Regions from separate parts of the Homo sapiens genome. Here region 1 is linked to region 2. The links are chromatin contacts, found by Hi-C or POLR2A ChIA-PET in ENCODE. All regions are on one chromosome and are shown on one strand. The core of a region is the stretch at or near the end of the contact, and the rest is flanking DNA. Distances in the headings are between cores, read along the strand shown. Region 1 holds the start of GPC2 (glypican 2). Region 2 holds the start of ZSCAN21 (zinc finger and SCAN domain containing 21).

What was found. Hi-C counts contacts between places; a loop is a spot of excess contacts on that map. ChIA-PET counts read pairs that join two places held with the same protein, here RNA polymerase II (POLR2A). Pooled maps may share reads with other maps.
Region 1: a loop to region 2 is called in a pooled map, with 4 times the contacts of the local background. The contact joins the promoter of GPC2 here to the promoter of ZSCAN21 in region 2. A Hi-C loop is called at or near these places in 6 of 50 pooled maps. POLR2A ChIA-PET finds 5 or more read pairs at or near these places in 2 of 52 experiments (AG04449 and K562).

Annotation. Positions count from the first base shown.
Region 1 is chr7:100,175,725-100,180,406 of GRCh38, reverse strand. GPC2 (glypican 2) reads left to right here and starts at 3,026. Exons shown (of 10, transcript NM_152742.3): 1 at 3,026-3,373; 2 at 4,042-4,200; 3 at 4,513-4,682. The coding sequence starts at 3,208. It overlaps STAG3 (STAG3 cohesin complex component), which reads right to left and starts at 2,489. Exons shown (of 34, transcript NM_001282717.2): 1 at 2,402-2,489. RefSeq lists silencers at 2,715-2,764, 2,945-3,064.
Region 2 is chr7:100,046,393-100,051,289 of GRCh38, reverse strand. It overlaps ZSCAN21 (zinc finger and SCAN domain containing 21), which reads right to left and starts at 1,516. Exons shown (of 4, transcript NM_145914.3): 1 at 1,449-1,516. RefSeq lists an enhancer at 995-1,614.

The DNA.
Region 1 (4,682 bases), core at 1,777-4,276, 130 kb before region 2:
TTCTAGAACTCTGGGGTCAGGTGAGGGGGACCAAAAACTAAGACAAAGGCTGGGCACCGTGGCTCATGCCTATAATCCCAGCACTTTGGGAGGCCAAGGCAGGAGGATGGCTTGAGCCCAGGAGTTCAAGACCAGCCTGGGCAATACAGCAAGACCCCATTTCTAAAAAAAAAATAATAATAATCATTAGTCAGGTGTGGTAGAGCATGCCTGTATTCAGCTATTCAGGAGGCTGAGGTGGGAGGATTGCTTGAGTCCAGGAGTTCAAGGCTGCAGTGAGCTACGATCGCACCACTGTACTCCATCCAGCTTGGGTGACAGAAGAAGACCCTGTCCCCCCTCAAAAAAATAGTAATGATAAATAAGACAAATGGCTGGGCACAGTGACTCATGCCTGTAATCCCAGCACTTTGGGAGGTCGAGGCAGGCAGATCACCTGAGGTCAGGGGTTCGAGACCAGCCTGACCAACATGGAGAAACCCCATTTCTACTAAAAATACAAAATTATCCGGGTGTGGTGGCATATGCCTGTAATTCCAGCTACTTGGGAGGCTGAGGCAGGAGAATCGCTTGAACCTAGAAGGCGGAGGTTGTGGTGAGCTGAGATCGTGCCACTGCACTCCAGCCTGGGCAACAAGAGTGAAACTCCATCTCAAAATAAATAAATAAATAAGACAAAGAGCTGACCTAAGGCATCAAGGGATTAAGCACAACAACACCCCAGAAACTGGCCAGCAGGTTTGGAGTTGCTCTCCAAAAGCTGAGGAAGTCACACACCAGGGTAGCTTCAGACACATCTCTCTCTAGAGGCTGTGGAAGTGCAAACTGCCTACTGCAAGGAAATTTAACTCATAGGTATTTTCTTTAAAAAAAAAAATTGCACACTGGGTGTGGTAGATCATACTTGTAATCCCAGAACTTTAGGCGGCTGAGGCGGGAGGACTGCTTGAGCCCAGTAGTTCAAGACCAATCTGGGCAACATAGCAAGACCCCATCTCTACAAAAAATAAGCAAAAACTAGCTAGGTGTTGTTGCGCACACCTGTGGTCCCAGCTACTCAGGAGGCTGAGACAGGAGGACTGCTTGAGCCCAGCAGTTTGAGACCAGCCTTGGCAACATGAGACACACCCAAAAAAAAAAAAACAAAACCCAAGCAAGGTACACACCAGGGCAGCTTCAGACACAGCCCTCTCTAGAGGCTTCAGAAGTGTAAACTGCCTGCTGCAAGGGAATTTAACTCATAATTAAAAAAAAAAAAAAAAAGGCAAGGTGCCCAGGGTGGCTCAAACCTGGAATCCCAGCACTTTGAGCAGCTGAAGCAGGAGGACTGCCTAACCCTACGAGTTCAAAATCAGTCTGGGCAATATAGCAAGATCCTGTCTCTACGAAAAAACCAAACCAAAACCAAAAAAACTAGCCAGGTGTGGTGGTGCACCTGTAGTCCCAGCTACTCGGCAGAATGAAGCGGGACGATCGCCTGAGCCCAGGAGGTCGAGGCTGCAGCGAGCTATGACTGCACCACTGCACTCCAGCCTGGGAAACAGAGCGAGACTCTGTCTCAAAAAAAAAAAAAAGTAATGACAAATAAATAAAATAAGGCAAAGAGTGGACCTAAAGCACCAAGGGATTACAGACACCAGAAACTGGGCAGTGGGTTTGGAATTGCTCTCCAAAAGCCGAGGCGTGGTGCACAGTGCTCCCGCCTATAATCCCAGTACTTTGGGAGGGCGAAGCGGGAGCATCGCTTGGGTCCAGGAATTCAAGATCAGCCTGGGCCACATAGCAACGCCCTGTCTCTAAAAAAAAAAAATTAAATGGAAAAAAAAAAAAAAGCCAAGCAAGGCAGACAGCAGGGCAGCTTCAGACGCACCCCTCTCTGGAGGCTTCGGAAGTATAAACCGCCCTCTGCAAGGGAACTTACAGGTTTTTTAAAATGAAATAAAAAAAATAAAGAAAGAAATAAGAAAAAAAATACAAGAAGACCCCAGGCTTTCGTTTCCAGAGGACTAGCACCTGATTCCACCTGGAATGGAACAGGAGGCTCTTAAGGATTTGGGGGTGGAGGCGCCATGAGAATAGGGCTGGAAACGCAAAAGGAGGAAAGGCAGGTGCGCGTTTCCTATTTTTCCAGAAGGTAAAAATATCTACGACTGCCCCTGGGGTAAGCGGCTCCAGGATAAAGAGCCTTCCAAGCGCTTAAGAGAATGGACTCTCAGTCTATGGAGGCCTGGGGAGAGGATTCTCCAGCTCTGTGGCGGAGGCCATTGGGGCACGGCCCGGGAAGGCTCCTAGTGTCAGGGCCGGGAGGGTCGCGAGAGGGCCTATTCTTGGGTCAAGGAGAAACCTGTCAGAGCCTGGAAGAGTGACTTCTGGCCGAGCAGGGTTCAGGGAAGGTCCCCACCTCAGGTCCCTCGGGTGTCTCTGGCCACCCCACCTTCCACACAGGCGCCCGCCGCTGCCCTTCCGGGGGCGAAAGATTCCAGAAAAGCGCGGGAACGTACAAGACACGCTGTGCGCAAGCGCAATCCCAACGGCTCGCCCAGGGCCAGTAGCTATCGCGAGGTTTGGAAGTGTGCGAGCTGATGCGCGCCACGTTTGAGTCACGCCGCTCCACAGCCTCGTGTGGCCTCAAGCTCTCAGGCGTCCTGCCCTCTCACGTGGGCTTGGGCACGCGGGCGGCCCGCTTTAGCCCCGCCCCCACCCAGGTCCCACCCCCGCTACCCTCAATCTCCTACTCCATTGGGCGGGTTTTGGACCAGACTGCTAGTAACCCCTTTAATCTGGCTTCTCAATTGCCATAGGCTAGGTTCCACCCAGGCCCCGCCTTTTGAGCCGGATCGCCACGCCCCCGAGGGAGACCACGCCCCTATTTCACCAACCTCCTGAGTGCCAGCCGGGTCCCGCCCCCCTGCCGAGCTTCCGCGCTACATTGGCTTAATTTCTTCCTTGCCCCCGCCCCTGAAGCCGGCTCCGAGCCATTATTGGCGGGGCCCCGCCTCGGGCCCCGCCCCCTGTCCGGCTCCCCGCTCCCATTGTCTCGGCAGATGCCGCCTGGTCCAGCTATCGTGCTCGGTATTCAGTTTTCCGGAGCAGCGCTCTTTCTCTGGCCCGCGGAGCGGTCCCGCGGCCGAGTACCGGATTCCCGAGTTTGGGAGGCTCTGCTTTCCTCCTTAGGACCCACTTTGCCGTCCTGGGGTGGCTGCAGTTATGTCCGCGCTGCGACCTCTCCTGCTTCTGCTGCTGCCTCTGTGTCCCGGTCCTGGTCCCGGACCCGGGAGCGAGGCAAAGGTCACCCGGAGTTGTGCAGAGACCCGGCAGGTGCTGGGGGCCCGGGGATATAGCTTAAACCTAATCCCTCCCGCCCTGATCTCAGGTGAGGAGAAAGAGGAAGACTAGAGAATTGGGGGTGGGGGGCGGGGGCGGGGCCTCCTCATCTCACAATAACTCTCTTCCTTTTCAGAGTGACCGTTATACTAATCTTTTCATCCCACAGTAATGTCTGTTCTCCTCCTGTAACTTCCTTACCGGGATCACAATAACCCTCCTATGCAAAGAATAGCGCTCTTACTCCATCCCCACCCCAGGAATCCCCTCCTCCTAATTAACACCCCCTATGTGTTTCTTTCTTCACAGCCATGTTCTCCTCGCTGTTTCTATTAGCCCCTTCTATGAGAATACTTTATTGCTCACCAAGTAACCCCACCCTTCCAAGCCCCATTCTTCATCCCCTAGAAGCTGTTCTCCAAGTCCCTCGAGGTCTGGGGTGTGGACATTGGGGAGGGTCACCTGAGGACACTCTGACCACTGACTTGGCCCTCAGGGCAGCTGTTAAATAGATGATCCCGTGGCTAATGGGAGTGAACTTGGGATGGGTCAGGAGACAATAAGGTAGGGGATAGGTTCAGGTAGGGAAGAGGGTGCAGACAATAGAAAAGAGACCAGGCAGGTAGAAGAGAAGGCATAGTCCCCAGAGATAGGCGGGAAATGGAAGGGATTTTAGGATATCACTTCCCACCATTCCTTCACGTCTCCTCTGTCCAGGTGAGCACCTCCGGGTCTGTCCCCAGGAGTACACCTGCTGTTCCAGTGAGACAGAGCAGAGGCTGATCAGGGAGACTGAGGCCACCTTCCGAGGCCTGGTGGAGGACAGCGGCTCCTTTCTGGTTCACACACTGGCTGCCAGGCACAGAAAATTTGATGGTGAGGACCTGGGGTCCCCAAACTCAGCTTCACAGCTCCTCTCGGTGCTTAGGACCCCAGCAAGGCTCCTGTCCCCACTCCTTACTCCATCTGTGAAGACTCCATCCCCTCCCAGCCCGCCCACCCCCCAGACTCTGTCTCCAGGGCCCTGCCCTCCCCCATTCCCTGTCTGCCCCATCTCTGAGAGTTACTCAGTTTCTGATTCACTTGTCTTTTCTCTTCTCTCCCATCTCCTCCTGCCTCTGCCTGTTCACTTTTCTCCCCATTCTTTGGCCTGACCTGCCTTCCACCTGTTCCCTGCATTTGCTGCAGAGTTTTTTCTGGAGATGCTCTCAGTAGCCCAGCACTCTCTGACCCAGCTCTTCTCCCACTCCTACGGCCGCCTGTATGCCCAGCACGCCCTCATATTCAATGGCCTGTTCTCTCGGCTGCGAGACTTCTATGGGGAATCTGGTGAGGGGTTGGATGACACCCTGGCGGAT
Region 2 (4,897 bases), core at 267-2,766:
AAAAAAAGAAAATCCCTAGATCCCTAGGCAGCCAAATTAGATAATTCTTGAGCCACAGAATTCCACTAATTGTTACAAGTTCTTCCTTTTTTTTTTTTTTTTTTTTTTTTTGAGACGTAGTTTCACTCTTGTTTCCCAGGCTGGAGTGCAATGGCGCGATCTCGGCTCACCGCAACCTCTGCCTCCCAGGTTCAAGCGATTCTCCTGCCTCAGCCTCCTTACAGGCATGTGCCACCACGCCCGCCTAATTTTGTATTTGTAGTAGAGACGGGGTTTCTCCATGTTGGTCAGGCTGGTCTCGAACTCCCGACCTCAGGTGATGCACTCGCCTCGGCCTCCCAAAGTGCTGGATTACAGGCATGAGCCACCGCGCCCGGCCACACAAATTCTTTAACCTGAATCAAATTCCGCATCATTTCAAAAATCCTAGGTTAGTCCAAGACCAATACTCACTTTCTCCATAGCAGCCTTCCAACACTTGAAAACAATTATCTTGCCTCTTAATTCTTTTCCTCTCCACAGCTCAACTGTTCCTTAGATTTCGTGGGTTTCCAAGTACCTCACCCATCAAATCAACGTTCTTTTTTTTTGTGAGACCAAGTGTTGCTCTGTCGCCCAGGCTGGAGTGCAGTGGCGTGATCTCGGTTCAGTGCAACCTCCACCTGGTGGGTTCAAGCGATTCTCCTGCCTCAGCCTCCTGAGTAGCTGGGATTACAGGCGCGCTCCACCACACCCAGCTAATTTTTGTATTTTTCGTGGGGACAGGGTTTGGCCAGGCTGGTCTCGAACTCCTGACCTCAAGTGATCCGCCGGCCTCGGCCTCCCGAACTGCTGGGATTACAGGCGTGAGCCACCGCGCCTGGCCCAAATCAACTTTGTCCTGACACTCTTTTATTTATACATGGTTCTTTAAGACTGTTTTTCTAAACCATGAGCAGATCCCTATTCTGTGTGTGTGTTCTAGCCCGAACAAAGCCCGAGGGGACTATTTCTTCCCTTGGATTTGATTCTACCCAACACTTCTAATGAGGTTCGGCTTCCCACAGGTTTCCAACACCTTGGGCGTATTGCCATCAATGAGCCTTGCGTTCGGACCTCCAGTTCAGAGAAAGGGAAAAAAGGCGGCCACGGTCAGACTGATAGACGGCTTGGCTTGGGGAACGCACAAAAAAAACTATTCTGGAACGCGAAAGAACTTCCAAAACATCTGTTCTTCCAGCTTTCATTTGTTAAAGCCCCAAGTGGAAGAAAAGGCTTTCCAGGCAGCCAGCGCCCCCACCAGCTGGTCCTGGGCGGGGACGAGGAGCTCCTCCCCACAGCCCTGCTAGGACCGGTCTAGGTGGGGTCCTCGGAAGCCACAGCTGCTAAACCCACTCCTCCCTCCCCAGACCATTCAGCCACGGCTCCCTCTCCTGTCCGCCTCGCTAACCCGCGACCAGCAGGCTCACCATGAATCAGAGCCGCTCCGGGTACCGGGAGACCGCACCGCGTACCTCGGGACCGCGCACCCGGAAGTGCGTCATAGCCCCGCCCCCGCGGAAAAGTAGTGCGGGGCCGTAGCGGCCCCTCTAGAAATTCGGGAGGTCCTCTCTGTGTCTCTGGCCCTTGGGACATCAGGGAGGAGTTGAGTCCACCCCGAAAATGAAAAGCCAGGGACTCTTTCTGTTTTTACCGAAGACGGTCAGACCAGATGAAGGCTGCGGCGGTTCTCTCACCCAACCCCGACGCCCTGGGGCAGGGAGGGCATGGGCTGAGGCAGCCACCTCGGTCACCCTCGTGGACTTCAGAGCCCAAGGTCCCTGAGTACCCTTGGGATAAGCACAGGGTTCCTTGTCCATAAACCTGGATCGAGGTCACTGGATACCCTTGGGCCCAGCTCCTCGGTCCAGGTTTATGGACATGGAACGCTGTGCTTGGCCCGTGAAGCCAGAGATTGAGTTAATACTTCGTTGATGAAAACAATCAAACTGTAAAATATTTGAAGACATTTATTTTGAGACAAATATGAGTGACCAATGGCCCAAGGTACAGTCTCAAGAGGTCCTAAGAACATGTACCTATGATGGTCGGGCTACAGCTTGGGTTTATACAATTTAGGGAGACATAAGACACCAATCAAGACATGTAAGATGAACATTGGTTCTGTGGGAAAGGCAGGACAATTCCAAGCGGGGATGTTCCAAGTCATAGGTGAACTCAAGGATCTTCTAATGGGCAACTGGCTGAAAGTTATTGTCTAAAGACCTATAATCAATAGAAAGGAATGTCTGGGATGACTAAGGCAGGGGTCCCCAACCCTTGGGGCACAGACAGATACCAGTCCATGGCCTGTTAGGAACTGGGCCGTTACTGCAGGAGGTGAGCTGCAGGAGCAAAGCTTCACCTGTATCTACAGCCACTCCCCATTGCTCTAATTACTGCCTGAGCTCCGCCTCCTGTCAGATCAGCCATAGCATTAGATTCTTACAGGAGCACAAACCCTATTGTGGACAGTGCATGCGAGGGATCTAGGTTGTGCACTCTTTATGAGAATCTAATACCTGATGATCTGTCGCTGTCTCCCATAATTCCCCAATGGAACCCTCTAATTACAGGAAAACAAACTCAGGGCTCCCACTAATTCTATGTTATGATGAGTTGTACAATTATTTCATGATATATTACAATGTAATAATAATAGAAATAAAGTACACAATAAATGTAATGTGCTTGAATCATCCTGAAACCACGAAACCATCCATCCCCCTCCTGCCATCCATGGAAAAAACTGTCTTCCACAAAACTGGTTCCTGGTGCCAAAAAAGGTTGGGGACCGCTGAACTAAGGGGTTGTGGAGACCAGGGTTCCCATTATGCAGATGGAGCCTCCAGGCAGCCGGCTTCAGAAAGAACAGACTGCAAATATTTCTTATCAGACTTTAAAAAGTGCCAGACGCCCAGTTGATTCTCTCCTGGATCAGGAAAAAGGCCTGGAAAGGGAAGGGGATTCTCTACCAAGTGTAGATTTTCCCCACGAGAAGACAGCTTGGTAGGGTTATTTCAAGATATGGCAAAAAAACATATTTGGGGTGGAAATATTTTCGTTTCCTTCTTTATCTGCCATGTGATGTTATGCCAGAGCCTGGTTGAAAAGTCAGCCAGGTTATATAAAGTTAAATAAAACCTGTCTGATGAGGCTTTATGGTTTGAAGGGGGTGACTCTCCAGGCCCCTTAGATAGTAATTTGGGCAAAAGAAGAAAACAGTCAGAGTTTAGTCCTCAACTTTGCAGACCAGGGTCATGGTGACATCAATCAGAAGTAGCCTTGCCCTTCTGTGGGTCCTAAACTTCCTGAGCAGAAGACCTAGGGGCTGAACTCCTTCCAATGCTGCAGGACTCGATGAAGATGTCTTTGCCTGCCTTTTCCTCCTGCTGCTCTGGCTCAGCTGCAGGTTTCCAGACTGAAGAGTCTGTATTTTCCACCTCAGCACTACTCCATCGGGCCCCCTGTGAGTTTGCTTTTGTCTGGTCCTGCAAAACTCACATGTGTTGAGGAACACCAATATGGCTGCCTGCACGTGGAATTCCCTGTCCATACGCGTCATGAATTCATAGATACTCAATATCATTTTTCCCTGACATTTTCCAGGATAATTTAAAAATTTTTTATGTTTAAAGACATGCAAAATTAGAGAAAATGAGCCTCCATGTGCATTCTTTTGTTTCTTTCTTTTTTTTTTTTGAGATGGAGTCTTACTCTGTCGCCAGGCTGGAGTGCAGTGGTGCAATCTAGGCTCACTGCAACCTCCGCCTCCTAGGTTCAAGCGATTCCTCTGCCTCAGCCTCCCGAGTAGCTGGGACTACAGGCGCGCACCACCACGCTCGGGTAATTTTTTATTTTTTTTTGTATTTTAGTAGAGACAGGGTTTCACCATGTTGGCCAGGATGGTCTTGATCTCCTGACCTCATGATCTGCCCGCCTCGCCCTCCCAAAGTGCTGGGATTACAGGTGTGAGCCACCGTGCCCGGCTGTTTCTTTACTTCTCTAATAAACTTGCTTTCTCTTAAAAAAAAAAAAAAATGAGCCTTGGCAGGGCACGGTGGCTCACGCCTGTAATCCCAGCACTTTAGGAGGCTGAGGCAGGCGGATCACAAGGTCAAGAGATCGAGACCATCCTGGCCAACATGGTGAAACTCTGTCTCTATTAAAAATACAAAAATTAGCTGGGTGTGGTGGCACATGCCTGTAATCCCAGCTACTCGGGTGGCTGAGGAAGGACAATTGCTTGAACCCAGGAGGCAGACATTGCAGTGAGCTGAGATTGCACCCCTGCACTACAGCCTGGTGACAGAGTGAGACTCTGTCTCACCAAAAAAAAAAAAAAAGCCTCCATATACATTGGCCAGCTTTAACAATTGTTACATGGTTAGTCCTTTTAATTCATTCCCCCATGGTCTTGAACTCGTGACCTCAAGTGATCCACCTGCCTCAGCCTCCCAAAGTGCTGGGAGCCACCGTGAGCCACTGTGCCTGGCCCCAAAATCTCCATTTTATAGACCAGGAAACAGGCTCCAAAAAGTCACTTTTCCAATATCACACAACTGATACGTGGGAGCATCAGGAGTGAAACTTGGCCCCCTTTCTCCAAAGCCTGTGCTCTACTGCCTCTCAGTTAGACGGGGAAGAAAGAGATGGGAAATGGAAACAGGATCACCAGGACAGAGGGAAGAACCGGGAAACCTACACACATTTCAAGAGCCACACCTGTGTCGATGCTTTGGTGGGGCTCCATTCAGCCTCTTGGTCAACGGGTCTTTGTCTAGTTATGAAACCATTAAGTGGTTATGCTGGGGCTTGAAGAAAATCCATCTATTTCCAAACCCATTGTCCTTTCCAGGGCTGAGATGCTCCTCAAGCA